Regions from separate parts of the Homo sapiens genome. Here region 2 is linked to region 1. A link is a loop called in an ENCODE intact Hi-C map of the cell type or tissue named here. Cell type or tissue: MCF 10A. All regions are shown on one strand. Each heading gives the region's core, and the rest is flanking DNA. Links, peaks and the distances in the headings are about the cores only.

Evidence for each region. Peaks named below come from ENCODE experiments on the same cell type or tissue, not always from the same donor. Only the 100,000 strongest peaks of a DNase experiment are listed, where the experiment ranks them.
Region 2: a loop joins it to region 1, with 4 times the contacts of the local background. A loop is called at or near these places in 3 of 110 quality-filtered maps.

The regions. Positions count from the first base shown.
Region 1 is chr20:39,871,949-39,877,337 of GRCh38, forward strand. No RefSeq gene overlaps it. Among named protein-coding and RNA genes, the nearest start is that of LINC01370, 130 kb to the right of the region's middle. In MCF 10A, for the core only: a CTCF peak has its summit at 2,326 (motif pointing left); a DNase peak (open chromatin) is centred at 2,293.
Region 2 is chr20:39,771,934-39,777,322 of GRCh38, forward strand. All of the region lies in intron 5 of LOC105372614 (a long non-coding RNA gene), which reads left to right. Among named protein-coding and RNA genes, the nearest start is that of LINC01370, 230 kb to the right of the region's middle. In MCF 10A, for the core only: no CTCF peak of the experiment used is centred there; a DNase peak (open chromatin) is centred at 3,308.

The sequences.
Region 1 (5,389 bases), core at 83-5,082:
TCTGACTGCAAAACTGAAATCACAAGTGTGTTCAAGAATCATGGGCTGTTATGAATTTTGGAGGAACAGGGAATACAGAAGTTTTAAAAACAGACTCTCCTTCAAAGAGCACAGGCTCTGGGGTAGGCTGTGATGTGCTCCTGTTGCAATTTTACTACCTCCCTAATGATAATGACTTTGGGAAGTTACTTAACTGCTCTGAGTTTCTGTTTCCTAATCTGAAAAATGGGTTAAAATTAGCATCCACACATCAGATTGTCATGAAAGTTAGATAAAAACCTGGATATAAAAACACTTGCTACAGTGGCTACCATGGAGCAAATATTAAAAATAAAACAAATAAAAACCTTTTTAAAAAAAGTATTACTATTAACATTATTATTCAATGATCTTACTTTCCAGGACAGTGCTTCCTAAAACTGTGTTTTGTAGAACACTAATACCAGACGATGGATGTGAATTGATGTTTGGGTTTGTGTTTGTTTGTTTGTTTTTGTTGTTGTTTTGAGACAAGATCTCACTATGTCACCCAACCTGGAGTGTAGTGGCATGATTATAGCTCACTGCAGCCTCAAACTCTTGGGGCTCAAGCAATCCTTCCTCCTCAGCCTCCTGAGACTACAGGCAAACACCACCACATCCTGTCCAGCTAATTTATTTATTTTTTGTATGTGGAGACAGGTTTTCACTGTGTTGCCCAGGCTGGTCGTGCACTCCTGGCCTCAAGCGATCCACATAGGCCTCCCAAGTGGGATTACAGGAGTGAGCCACCATGTCCAGTCTGTGAACTGATATAACAAACAAATAAGTGCAAAGAAAATATCCTATATTTCAGTGTGTTTTGAAAATACATACTCCACTGTTTTCTTGGCTATTCTTAATGCATAATATGCAACTGGTAGTCTGTAAGAAAGCATTCAGGAGAGAACACTATTAAATTGTGTTGAATGTAATGTAACCAAAAATCATGTATTTTTCTTTTTAATAACATGCATAAATTAATACTGTATGCAATAGCATTCTGTTATATATCAGTTATGAGAATGTCAGTGTAGGAGAGATAATAGGTAGACACAAAGCTATAATGCACATGGATCATGATCCATCATCAAAAGATGTGTAAAGGTGACTGCCAAGAAGCATTCCTCTTCCAAATGTGTCTGCTTCATGGATTCTTCATGAAGGAAAAATTATTACAGCAGAAGAGGGTTAGGGGTTACTCAGAGATTGAAGTGAGGAAGTTCCTGGACACAAAAGTAAGAAAGTGCTGAGGAAGTTTTGGAGAACAGCAAAAATCCAACTTTACACCTTCAGCAGTGGGCAGGATTTGGGGGAAGCACTGGCTAGAGATTGTGGGACCAGCTTATCTTCCTTTTCTTTTCCAAGGGCCGGAAGTATGCAGGGTTTATTTTTACATTTACAACACCTAGTGCAGGGTCTGGCACTAAGTAGGACTCAATAAATGTGCACTGAGTTGAGACCAGATCTAAGTGGATGTGAAAAGCCATGACAAGGAATCTGGATGCTATTTGGCAGGCAATGGAGAGCCCTTGAAGCTTGCTGCTCAGGGGAGTGACATATTCAGAAAAGTACTTAGAGAGATCGGTTTGGCACCAGGTAGAAGATGGAACCAAGGAGAAAGAAACTGGAGGCAAGAATAAATCCAGAATCCATGCACTATTTTAAACAAGAAGCAACTGAACTCATGGATGGACAGAGGAGTGGAGATGCAGACAAAAGAGCAGCTGCAGAGGTAGAAAACTAACAGAACCTTCAGTAATAATATTTCTTAAGTTAAAAGAGGAAAATTAACAGGGTTTCATCAATGATTTCTTATTGTGCAAAGAAAAAGAGATGAATCTTGAGACTCTGAGCTCTGGTTCTCTTAAAAGTGAGAGAATGGTAGTGTCAAGGACAGTCAAAACGAGTGGGGAAAGTAGACTGTTCGAACTGTGTAGAAAGATGAGCCCAGATTTGAACTTTGAGTCAAGCTTGAGGAGCTGACAGGAAATAGGGCAGATAATCAGAAAGAACTTGGAAATGTGCAACAGAAACATGGAGGATAAATTAAAAATGAAAATGTATATCTGGGATCCACCTGCATGGAGCTGAGATCCGATGTTCCGTGAGTAGATAGGAGGGTGATTTAGAGACTTGAGGGAAAGGAAAGTGAAAGTCAGGAGCATCATTTCCCACCATTGTCCACAGCTGCAGCCTGACACAGCTTGTTCCATGCCCACCCCCTGGAGGCAGATGGCTACGTGCAATCACACCGCTGTCCAGTGCCTGAGTCAACCCTTTAGCTCTGGTCTAGCTCCCCCTAGGGGTGGAGTTTGAGCATGGTCTTGCTGTTTTGTCTAGGGGCAGCCCTAAACACTCACCTGCCCACTCAATTGAATTTTTTCCCTGCCCCTGTAGTTGTCTTCAGAATGCAGTCTCCTAAATAAGACTACTTGGATTTGAACTTCAGCACTAGAAGAATGGAAGAGTTTTTTTTTTTTTTAACTTCTCTCTTCCTTTTCATAAATAAAAATAATATGTATGTGATAGTGTTTGCTTATGAAGAGTAAATGTAAAGCATTTGGAAAATTCTTGACATATAGTAGAAGCTTAATATATTTTTCCCATTATTATCTGTTTTATCACACCAGTTATTTGTGCTTAGTACTGATGCCTGGGCTTATGACTCAGTTTTCGTGAAATTATTAGAAACCTGCCCTGAAGCTCTGTTCCCGTTGCAAAACAAACAAAACTCAGTTTAACTTGGGTCACCTCCAGAGTCAGGCTCTTGTCCACCCTAACCCCTGTTTCGAGACTGTACTGACTCTTGTCATCATAGGAGAACAGAAACTTCCGCACCCCTCCCATCACTCACTCATTTATTAATTTATTGAATCACCCATTCAACTAAGATTTATTAAGCATTCACTTTGTGATGGGCACTCTGTCTACAACTACCAGGTAACACTATCTGGAAACTGAGGTAGCCATGCCTTTGCTATTCTGGACACTGTAATACTGTAACCCTCCACTGCAGCCACCATGACAGCAGGAAGGATTGACACTCTATCCTCACATGAATTTCCAGTGTGCTTTGAGGTTGAGCCACCAAACTCCTCCAGCAAACTGCCTTCTTTTATTTATTTATTTATTTATTTATTTATTTATTTATTTATTATTATTATACTTTAAGTTTTAGGGTACATGTGCACAATGTGCAGGTTAGTTACATATGTATACATGTGCCATGCTGGTGCGCTGCACCCACTAACTCGTCATCTAGCATTAGGTATATCTCCAATGCTATCCCTCTCCCCTCCCCCCACCCCACAACAGTCCCCAGAGTGTGATGTTCCCCTTCCTGTGTCCATGTGTTCTCATTGTTCAAAATGATGAGTTCATGTCCTTTGTAGGGACATGGATGAAATTGGAAATCATCATTCTCAGTAAACTATCGCAAGAACAAAAAAAACCAAACACCGCATATTCTCACTCATAGGTGGGAATTGAACAAACTGCCTTCTTATATCTCCCCAGACTCATGAGCAAATGGTAGCACAGGGTAAAAGCCCAGGAAGTTCATGCTGATGCCTTGGGAGGATACACAAGAGGGTCAGTACTGCTTTTACCCCATGATGATGCAGGCAAGAAGACATCCATCCTCCCATATCTGTTTACATCAGCCCTGATGCCTCATAAAACTTCCCCCCATACAGTCATTAACGAGGTGGTAACAAGGATATCAGGGGCCCAGGGGAGACACTCTGTTTGATGTTCTGGATGAAGGAAATGCAGACTTGCTCTTTGTGAAAGTATGAGGGCTAACTTGGAGGCCTGCCTGACAGTCCCTGTAAGCTCAGACATGAAGTCAGGGGAATACAATTGTGTGAAAGAAGCAGAACAGTGAAGTGTTGAGATGGCAAAATTTGGAAGCCCAAGGGCAGGGAGCAGAACAGGAAAAACAGGCATAAGAGTTTTCCATGTGGGTAACATAAAATGATTAGTGACATCCACATCAACAGAAGGCTCCCTGTTCTTTGCTTGTGGTGTGTTTTTGTGTAGACATCCACACTTCCGATCCACAGTGAAGCCTACAAAGGGGCTGAGCACTCTTCCTGCAGTGAACTTATACATGTGCAATTGTACGTGTCTTTATTTTTCTCTTTGTTATTTGTGCTGCATTTAACCCTATGGCTGGAACATTATAAATGTTGAAAACTTTGTTGAATGAATAAAGAAATAAATGGCTCAAAGATGGGACCATTTAGCAGGAAGAAGGACCTGCCAACCTTCTTTTTCTCTTTTTTGTCTATGGAACCAGACAAGGGCAAAGGATAGGGAAGTGGCACTGGGGAATTCCACTCTAGAATGTCCTTGAGACTCCCAGTCATTGGTAGGGCTGATGCTTACCGGACCTTCTGGTGCCAAAGATCAATGTCACCATAACCAGGGTAATGTGGGGAAGGCAGACCTCAGTCCTCAGCCCAGAAATGGCAAGTTCTTCTCACCCCACATCCTCTCACACTCAGGGCTGGCAGCTTTTGAATGGGGAAGGACCCTTTGTTCTACCCAAAGATGATCATCTAAATCAGACCAACAGTCCAGCTGGGACATCCACATATACCTTAGTATTCTCTAGTATTTATTAGAAATTGGGCAACTCTTTACCTTCTAGGAACAATCTGCAGTTGTGTGGAAGGATCATTGACATTGTAATATCGACAGCAAATAGCTTTTGAGCACTTATTTGCGTGGGATACTTTTAAAATCTTCTACAGCCATTATCTCATGTGTCATCACAACATCCAAGAGGCAGGAACCTTTACTCCTCTTGTTTAGTACATAAGGAAAATGAGGTCTGGAGAGGTAAATTAACTTTTTTATGGTTACAATGCAAGCTATTGGCAAATCTGAACTGAATCCAGGAATTCAGCCTTCTAAGCAACGCTCTTAAGCATTGCACTGAATAATTAGACTCATGTTTATATCTAACTTTACATCTAGCACTAGATGACTTTGTGGTTTTAGGTCTATTACATGCACTAGCCTCCACTGTTCTTATCTATAAATGGAAAACATAGTGTGTCCCACGATTCTTGTAAGGATATGTGCTAGACACCTCATCAGAGCAGTGTCCAGCATATAGGAGGTTACTTTCATTCCCATCACTTTGGTCATTAGGAGAAACTCATGAGGAATGTTTTGGTCTCCAGTTCTGCCGAGTCTGTCTCTTCCTGGATCTGCGAGTATATATGATGGTACTCTTTTCCCCTGGCAAGAGAAGGGCAGCTGGGAAACTGTTGCCTCTCAGGATAAAGGAGAATTATCTTCGAGGAGTGCCAAGTGCGTGCTTATTCATAAAACAAACATTTATGGAGCTTCAACAAGA
Region 2 (5,389 bases), core at 184-5,183, 100 kb before region 1:
GCTTTGAGCTTGGTGAAATGAAGGTAAAGGAGTGTAAATAAAGGCCATTATGTTAACAACCTAGGCTTCTTTTCACAAGATCATGACAAAGACCTTGGTGGATAAAATCTTGCTGGTTGTATTACTTTTTTGTTTATTTGCAGTTAGTTAGTTTGAAATTTCCTAGGTGAAACCATTTCCCCTTATTGCAAATATTTTTCATGGGACTATTGATGTCATTCTTCCACTCCCTTGCAGCAGGATGGACAGATAACCACAGAACCCACCAAAATTCTTCTCTGGAAATGATGCATATATATATGCAGGCACATAAAAATATTTATATAGAGATATATATCTTTTCTATATATAATACACATATTTTATAGATAAAAATATTTTATCTATAGAAATATACACTTTTCTCTCTATATATTTATTAATATTTAAATTATATTTATATGTTAGAATATATAGAGAAATATATATAGAATATATATAGAGAAAATACATATTTTCTATTTTCTCTATATATTATTTACATATTATATATAGAAAATATATATATTATCTATATATTTCTACATGTATTCTATATATTTCTGTATATTATATATAATTATATATTATATAGAAATATATATCATATATTAAAATACATAATGTATATTCAAATACTTTGTTTTTATATATAAAATACTTTTATATAACAGTATTTCTATAAAAATAAATATTTTATATATTTCTATATATCTATATTTCTATGTCTAGCATAGAAATATATATATTATTAAAAATATGTAATATATATTTTTATAGAAATACTTTGTTTTGGTTTGCTGAGCTATAAAAATATGTCGGGGGCTAACAGTGAGCATCTCTTCTAGTTTCATGGTGAAGATGATGATGGTAAAGGGTCTGGACTGAGCCACACTTGAAAGATAACAAATATACTTGAGAATCTCAATTGAGCCATTCCTGAAACTAACATGAACTTCCTTGTTATATAGGCCAAACAATTCCATTATGTTCTTAAACCAGTATCTCAGTTTGGTTTCCCCAGAAGCAGACCTTGAGACAAGGATTTAAGTGCAAGTTCTTTATCTTAGAGATAATACTAGGATATAATAGTATGAAAGAAGAGAAGCAAAACAAGGAACAGAAGACAGTCACTAAAAGTCTTCTTATCCAGGCAGTAACCACAATACATAATTGGAGCGTAATCTCTTTGGGAAACCTTAGGAGCCAGTATAAAAATGTGTCTGCAGATTATCCCACCTGTGGAGAGAGGGGTTGGGGGTATCTATGTACTATGCCCTTTAGTCAGTTATTGAGTTGTGATCCCAGGAGACATCAATTCCTGGAAGTTCTGGCTGCCTTGTGGGTGGGTGGCAGCATGGGCTCGTAGAACCAGAGGAAGCCCTCAGGCAACGAAATGCAGGGCTGGCCAATTTAAGTTGGGCTAGTGTGGACTGAGGTGAGGGTGAAGAGACATGAGTGTCGCAAAGGCGAGGTCTGTCGCAGCTTCACTGAGTTGAATTTCCATCACCTGCAACAGAGAGTGCTGGGAGAATTCAGGGCCCCTCATGTGCTCTCAGACCTGATCCATGCCACCATCCAGCTTTGTAGAGAAGGCAGCACTGTTTCCCTTTCTTGAAGGATCACCCTGCCCTCTAGGTGGCATATGTGTGTACCCCAAGATCTAGACACTGAGAATGGAACTCGGTAGCCTCTCTGCGGAGAAAGACAAACCCTTATGAAGATCAGATGAGGCTTTCATTGCAGGAGGCCTTATACTATTTACCCACTGACAACTTCTTTCTCATGAAAGTTTGTTTTCAGGGTTGTGCCCTGCCTAATGTGATTTGTTTATTTTTCTTGAGTGAGAACCAGCTTTGGCTTTTAGGATTTGGCCTCAGTTGTATTTCCCATTAGTCATTTTCCCTGCAATAAATGTTGTTGGCTGTAAAGTTGGAGTCCTTTTAGCACAACTGGGAGGGGCTTGAGGCTCCCAAATATTGGCCTTTTTCTAGAGGAAGCAAAAAGAATAGCATGAGGTAAAGAAGAGTGTCTGAAGTCAGTAACTATTGTTTTGATATGCTTAGATTTTACCCCCACATCTTATTCTTTACCCACCCAAATCTTTGACACTAGAACATGAGAAGGAAAATAAGGCAGGCAGGCAGGAAGTGATGGTGGTACAAAATTAGGCTGGAGTGATGGGCAGGAACCATCTCCCTTAGTTCTAAGATCAACCCAAGGAAGGTCATGTCCTCAAGGAAGGATGGATCATTCCCACATTCAAACTGTAAACACCATCATCTCACTTTTTATAAAGGCTTTCTTATGAGCTCCTGAAGTTGAGCGTTAACTGGTAAATGTGATCGTGTACCACATTCCCCCTCCTCTCTTGCCCCAGACCCTGCCAACACTACAATCTTCATCAGATCACACCCAATCAGAGAACACTTAGTGTAGATACTAAGAGTTGGGGGTGCATTGTTCAAAATCTCTGATCTTTGGTAAAGTTCACTCATTAAGTCTGTTTTTTTAAGCATCTGATCCATTCCAGGGACCGTTTTAGACACCTGCAATAAAGTGATGAAAAAGAAAGACAGTCTCAGTCCTCAAGAAACTTCTGTTCTGATTAGATAGGCAGAAGACAAATAAGAAAGACATTAATTCAATAGTTATGCAACATCTCTGTGCCTTAGTTTCCACCAACATATGTGAAATGGAGTCAATAAAAACACCCACTTTGTGTTGTAAGAGTTAGATGACCTAAGATGGAATCGATGGAAGAGACCCTCGCTTATTCATCATTGCTCCCTGTGTATCCATTCTCTGGTAGAGGCTGAATTCTAAAGATTCTGGTCAGCAAAGCCCTAAATCTGAACATGCTTGAATCAGATGAATTCTGCAAGGGACTGGCACAGAATAGGGAACCCTTCTTGTGCTCTGGACACAAACCCTAAGCCAGGTGTACCTGGACATCATTTTCTAGGATGCACAAAGGGTCTTCATTCATTAATGCCTTGCACATGTCAGAAGGGAAGAGAGGCTTTGGGCCTCAGCCTTGCCATTCAGACCCAGCTCCTTACTGGTACAACCCTTCCATATCCCTTACTTCCAGGGCCTGGGAGCATGGTCTGCAATGCCCAATCATGTCTGGATGTGCCTCCAGGTTCAGACATTACTATCCCTGCTTTTTCTGGTTTTCATTTCCTTTTCTTGTGTGCTAGGCTTTTGAAATACATATTGCAGCCACTTGTTGCCCTGTTTTCTAAGCTGCCTTGAACTGCTGCCAGAGGCTGTTGCCAGAGGAGCTAATGACTAAGTCACTCTCCTTTTGGCCTCTGGCAGGACTGGAAATCCACTTGGGGATGGGGTAGCAAAGGCCCAGCCATCCTGAACCAATCAGGAAACCACAATAAAAGTGCCGACCAGGGAGTCAGTCACTCACCCTCAAAGCTCAGCGCTGAGCTCAGCATGGAGGTGTCCACGAGGCTGGGGATGCTCTAGTTTGCTTCTGCAGAACCACATCAGAAGCAGAGACTCAGGCACAAAGGCAGGACCTTCAGAGAAGCCTTGGGGGGTATCCCAGGGTCAGCAGGAAAGAGAAACTCACTGTGTTTCTGAGCCAGGAAAGACAGAGAACAGCAAAGAAACTCCAGGCTGTGAGCCAAAGACGGCAAACCCAGGTGAAGTAGATTATGAATAACAATAATAAATAATAGTTAACAGCTATTTTGAACTTACTTCATGTAAGGCCTTATCCAAACACTTTTAAAGTCCTACCTCATTCAGTTCTTCCAATAACCCTGTCAGATAGGCTCTATTATTTTTCTCACTTTCAGAATAGGAAACTGAGTCACAGATTTAGTTTGCAGTGGCCCAATGTTGTCCCAGTGATTCCCTCTTACAGGACAATTGCAATCCTCTTGGTTAGTAATCCTGATTTCAAAATGCATTTCCCAGTTGGTTTATTTGTTCAGGTGTATCCAGCACTTGTACTGAGAGCTCAGGATAGAGAAGATAAGACAGTCCTGGTCTTTGTCTGGCTGATTCTGATGGCCACAGCATCTCCAGCCACCCATTTTGACCTGTTCTTGTTTTCACCTTTGCTTTCCATTATTTATGGGGGTTTATAGTACAGTAAACCATTAGGTTGGTGCAAAAGTCATTGTGGTTTTTGCCTTTAATTTCAATGTCAAAAACCACAATGACTTTTGCAGCAATCTAATAGTTTCTATTTTCTGCCCATCTCCTACACCTTCATCTCTCTTGGATTTGCCATCACCTAGAATGTGCCTCTTCCCTATCTACCAATTTTGCTCTTTTGAGTTCTGCCTGTCCTCCAAGTATCACCTACAGTTTCCAATGTTGCTGCCTTCATTAAGCTTTTCACAAGAACCCCAACCTCAGGTCTTCTCTCTCTCCTCTGAACTGAGGGGATGAACACTTTGCAGCAAGTTTAGAGATTTTTACCTCATACTTCCTTGCATTGTCCATTTCCTTTATAACTGAAGAGAAATGGCCGTATCTTATCACTCTTTCAGTTTCTTCCATATGCTATTATGGAGTAGTTAAAAATAGCTTATGGATTAAGGAAATAATTTAACAAAAAGGATATGGTGGGCAGCTTCTAAGAGGGCACTATGATCCCCACCTCCTGGTATTCACGTCATTATGTAACCTTCTCCCCTTGAGTGTGGGCAGAACCTGTGACTTTCCTCTAGCCAATACAATACAGCAATACTTATAGGCTGCCACGTCTATGGTTAGGTTATGTAAAGTTGTGAATTCCATCTTGTTAGTAGACTCTCACTGGCTTTGAAGAAGCAAGCATCCATGTTGGGAAGGCCTACCTGGCAAGGAAATGAGGGCAGACTACAGCCAAGGAGAAACTGAGGCTCTCAGCCCCACAGCCATTAAAGAACTGAGTTTCGCCATCAACTCCATGAGGTTAGAAGCAGATCCTTCACAGTGCAGCCTTCAGATGAGACCTCAACCCTGGCTGACGGTTTCAGTTATACTTTGAGACACCCTGAACCAGACAGCCCATGTAAACTGTGCCCTCGTTGCTGACCCACAGAAATTACAAGATGATAAATGCATGTTGTGTTAGTCCATTATATTTGTGGTAATTTGGTACACAGTGATGGATAATACAGGAAGGTTCAGCAGACAAAGCCTTTTTGGAAGAATTCAAATGGATTGAAAAGTATAACTAAGGAAAGCAAGAGAGTGAGGTGACATTTGAGGCTGGGGAAGTGTGTGAGCAATGGCTTTATGGAATGTTCACAAAAGAGTTCCAGGCAGACCTGGAGATGTAGACAGGAAGCTAACTGGGGAGGCCTTAAAGCAAAAAGAAGAAAAAAAATACCAAGCCAGAAGAAAGAAAAATGGT